2 separate regions of the Homo sapiens genome follow, and region 2 is linked to region 1. Evidence: chromatin loops called from intact Hi-C (ENCODE). Cell type or tissue: IMR-90. All regions are shown on one strand.

Evidence for each region. Peaks named below come from ENCODE experiments on the same cell type or tissue, not always from the same donor. Only the 100,000 strongest peaks of a DNase experiment are listed, where the experiment ranks them.
Region 2: it touches region 1 in a loop (2.9-fold over the local background); 2 of 110 quality-filtered maps call a loop at or near these places.

The regions. Positions count from the first base shown.
Region 1 is chr15:49,434,342-49,436,841 of GRCh38, forward strand. All of the region lies in intron 11 of FAM227B (family with sequence similarity 227 member B), which reads right to left. The region is part of intron 2 of FGF7 (fibroblast growth factor 7); the gene reads left to right. Among named protein-coding and RNA genes, the nearest start is that of FGF7, 12 kb to the left of the region's middle. In IMR-90, no CTCF peak of the experiment used is centred here; a DNase peak (open chromatin) is centred at 1,070; H3K27ac peaks cover 810 bases.
Region 2 is chr15:49,854,850-49,857,349 of GRCh38, forward strand. No RefSeq gene overlaps it. Among named protein-coding and RNA genes, the nearest start is that of DTWD1, 240 kb to the left of the region's middle. In IMR-90, no CTCF peak of the experiment used is centred here; a DNase peak (open chromatin) is centred at 1,232; H3K27ac peaks cover 1,792 bases.

The DNA of each region.
Region 1 (2,500 bases):
AATGCAATAGTAAGCAAATATACAGTCCATGCTTTTACAGAATTAACAGTTGGGAGTCAAGGGAGAACTCCAAGTCAGAGTGAGTAAGTTTAGGGCACATCGCAGGTTGTCAAACCCAACACAAGGAGAAGGGCATGGAAATCTTTTCTGAGAGGAAATAGCCTGAAGGATGAAAGGACAAAAGATAGAGGACAGATGTATTATCCTCAGAGGAAATGCTTTTTGTAGATGTTTGGTAGTAACAGTACTGCAAGATTGGGAAATGAAAAGTGATTTAACATCTTTCCAAGTATCAATGCTAAACTCACCAAGGTAAAGGTTTTTTTTCTATTAAAAATATAAGAACATTTACTCTTTATTAATTTGCATGCTTCGAATGATTGCTATGTTTATTAAAAACATAACTACCAGCAACTTAAATTAAATCTAAAAACATAGACTGTGAATTTGTTCACTGTGTATGCTCAATCTGGCAAGGGAAAACATCAATAATTAATAAAAAACTAATTAATAATTAATTAATAAAAAAGAGAACCAATTTCTCAAAGTTCATACAATGTTTTTCCTTTAAAGGGAAATTTTAAAGGCATAATTCAATTGGAATAATATATTTTTTCTGAATAACTGCATATTTTTCACTTTTTTATGATAAACAGTATGTTGTGTGTATTTTACAACAATAAAAATACATTCATACAAAACAGTAATGTTCATTTCGAACACATACAAAATAGTATACATTAAAATTGTTGTGTATGAAGTGAGAGGGGGGTACATGGGGAAAAGGCATAAGTGTGAAAAAAATGAATGAAATATTTTTTACTTTTTAATGCCTTTTCAATCTTTGACCATAAGTGTAACTTACCTATGTCAGCTGTTGACAAATAATCACTGTAAAATCGAAGTAATCTTTATGGAGTTTTTTCCCTAACAGTTTCTAAAATGTGAGAAAAATAATTTTGAGTCATATGTTTGGCATGTAAGGACAAAATTATGAAGGTTATCTACCACATTCTTTAAGATAAGACATACTTTTACTACCATGAGCACTGGATCACCTGTTTCAACTATGTAATCAAGACACTCAGTAGTCAAGCAGCTGTGCATAGTTTTATGCCCTCTAATTCATGAAGTATGCTACTTTCATAAAACTACTGATATGTCTTTGTTTTTGCAAAATTAGGCTCACCTCCCTTCTTGTATAAATAATGTGTTATAAAATAATGTTGGATGTTTAACAGGCACACAGAAGTGCTTTCAGCTTTGAAAAGATTCTGGCCAAATTTGGTCTTCAAATTTTCTCTTAACTGGCTGGAAGATGGCCAGATATTGAATAATAATAGATACCCCAAAGAAGATGAGCATAAATCTATATCATAGTTGCTATGTTGTAATTTAAAATTTATGATGTTTTGAAGTACTATTTAGTAGTTTATTAGATATTCAAATTAATATTACCACTAAAATCACTGCACTGTATAGAAGTAAATCTGTTACTGTTGCCATAAATCTTTTAATTTAGTCTGCAAAATCTTACAATGTACAACTGGGAACATTTTTATTGAGTGAATAAATGTAAGTATATAATTAATGTTAATTCTTTAAAAATACATATGCCAATATTGAAATTGGTACAGAGTACTTTATTCCATTCTGATTAATTCTCAAAATATCTCCATGCTGTAAGCTTGCAATTACACAGTTACTTCATTTCACGGAAGAAAAAAAAGACCCTCAGGAAACTGGCCAGCTTAATAAGTTTGCTGGTATATAAATTCTAACTGTTTTAAAATTATACATGGGCCTGTTTTACTTCCTATTTAGATGTTGTTCATTTTAGTGAAGAAAGATTGGTGTTCAAAATTAGCCAGTGTTTCAGATGATCCTATCAAAAACCTTTGCATACAATGTTGATTGTTTTCTGAAAATATTTGAGTAGTCAGTTAACTTACAAAGATTAGATATTGCATAGTAGGTCTGATGAGTCCATTGTGTGATTAACATCATTGTATATTAAGGAGCAAGAAGTTCATATATAGAATCTTGCTTTAAACCTTCCAGCTTTCCTTTTATCAACACAAGCTGGTTACTAAAAGACTGTGTAGAGGAAAAATGAGACATTCTTAAGTAAATTTTTTCCCTCAATGAAAACATGGGCCATTAGTATTAAGATAACAAAAATGACTACTACAACAAAAATTAAATGTGTGAGTGGTTTCTGTGTGCCTGGCACTGTGTTAAACACTTTATATACATTATTTAATTTAATCTTCACAGGGCTCTTATTAGGTGGGCAGACTTATGCTCATTTGCAGATGGGGGAGATTTGGCTCACAGAATTAAGTAACTTGCTCTAGGTTACATAGCTAGTAACTGTCAAAGTTGGGATGTGAATGCAAGTAGGTTTAACTCCAAAGCACAGCTTTAGTATCATCACATGTATCACTATACTGTCACTGGTGTTATTAAAACATCGCATATTACTTTGTATCAAGCAGTG
Region 2 (2,500 bases), 420 kb after region 1:
AAGCTCCCAAACTATGAACCACAATTATTTATATTATAATTGTAAAATATATATTTTTAAAAATATTTCAATTAAAAATGTTAGTATTCATTGAGACAAAAAACCATACACAATACCTAAACATATTTTGTCAATAATATGCAGTTAGAAACTATTCCTGTTGTTCAAAACACATCATCTCGTACCTTCAGAAAACTATTAGCTACCACACAAAACGATACCAGGAAAATATTTTGACCTGCCCTATAGTGTTTTTGGTGTTACTTGGTTTAAAAAAAAATCTTGCTGTTTTTATCTGGTTTAGACCAAATAGGCACCTCATAAAGAAAAATAGGTATAGTTTCAAATGTGACTTATCACGTGGTCCAAATAGGTCAGAGTGCCAGCTGCCATTAGCAGTGGGGCAAGACTAGCCATTGATGGCCCATGTTCATTCTTATTGGTCAGTGTCCCTGTCCAACTGTTTGTTAAATAAGCTTAATATCTCCCCCAGTCACTAATCATAATCCCAAATTAATTTATTCTTTTTCAGTAGTCATTTAATGAAAGTGACATTATCTCAAGAAATTCAGTAACAGGAATTTTATTCAAAACCTTTTCTGAGGATGTTTTGGGGTCAATATTATTATTTCTGTCCAATCTTGGTGCATTATCTCATACTTCCCTGTATCTCTATAGTGTCACATACTGGAGCAGAGACAGAAAGGGGATGAGAAGGAAAATCATCAGCTGTTAAAGAAGCATCCTAATCATTGCTCACATTTACCTAGAAGAAGGCAGGGAGTATAGAAACATTTATTACAAGGGGTGAAACAACTAGATTTCTTCTTGATCATTACTTTACTTCCAAGTTAACTATCATCTCTCCATGCATCCTGCTCCAGTAAGAATTTTCTGTGTAAGTCTAGGGCTGCAGTTTATTAAAAATTTTAACTTGCCCTTATAAACCTTATGGGAATCTGAATTGAGATAGCCAGAGATATCTGGCCAACTAATCATTATTATTTCTTGAAATCTGGATGTTTATGTATGCAGCTCCAAGCTGATTTGTATTCTGCACCAGTTACAGGAATAGATCTGCCAGGAAGTTTTGAAATTCAAGGACAGATAGGGTTAAGTCATAGCCCCAAACTACAGATTAGCCCAGCAAGGTCCTCCAAATCTTTTGCAATACACATTTGGTAATACGTGGGTCATTTAGTTCTGGCTTCCAGGCAGTTCAGCTAAAGGCTTAGGCTAGAGAATTGCAAAAGCTTATGATTTCTCACCAAGGAATGAAATGTGACGCAGTAGAGCAAACTGCAGACATTTAATACCAGATGTTAATGTAAAAATTGGAAAATTGTGACCCCCCCCCCCCACACGGTTATCTGACCCATGGCCTGCAGAATTCCATCACAAAGTCTGTAAGTCATCATTATTCCTGGATTCCTACACTATTAACTTTGTGCCTACTCTTTGTAGTGTAAAATAATAATTCTGAGTCATATAACTGAGATAATTAGATTATATCAATCTTGAGGCATTTTGTGCACACACTAACAGAGTAATTCAATTTCTTACCATAAAAATCAGAAGTAGAGCTTTTCTCATTAGTTGGATTTCCTAGTGACTTTTTAGAAATAGTTTGAGACATTTTTATTTCCTTTGCCTTCCACACCTACCTGACGTCACTAAATGCTGTAGGAAAGGAAGGAAGGAAGGGAGATTTTTCTTATTTGCACTGAAAGGTAAAAGAACATTTGAAACATATATTTCTGAACATTTTTACATTTATTTACACTTTTCCCTAAATCTGCACACTTTACATCTACACAGACACAATACAGTTTATGTAAGAATGATACACAAACTGCAAAGTGCTCTATAACTATGAAGAAAATTGTTCAAGCTCTGTTGCTTCAACTTCGGTCCCAAGGGAACAAAGGCTCAAAGAATCTCCTCTAAGCCCAGATTCAAGGTAGGGAGGACTTTTAAATGAGCTCTTCTTAACAGGACATGAGTATCTTACCTTCACATCTGGATACTTTTGTTACTCAAAATGATGAGAGAGGAAAGGAGGGTGTGGAGATACCTTCATGAATCATTAACAAGAAACAGCATTCAACTGACCCAGGTAAAATGCCACCACAGGGTTTAGCAGCTCTGTGGTGAGCTGAGAGAAAAGCCAGAGACAGCAGTGCATCAGGGGCTAGTCTAGAGAAATACAAACCAGTACAACAGCCTGAAGAGCCAGGCCCTGCCCTCAAGAGAACATCCAAGTCAGTTTCTTCTCTCTCTCTCTCTCTCTCTCTCTATATATATATATATATAGAAAATCTGTCTCTCTAACAAAGGCAATTGCAAATACACAACAGACAACACTGACAAGAACAGCTCACAGATTGGGTAAATGAGAAAAGGGCTTTAAGACCATCCTGTCCCAATTTCTCTATCAATGGACAAGGACACCAAGGCCTGGAGAAGTCAGGTGGCATGCCCCAGCTCACACAGATCAGCA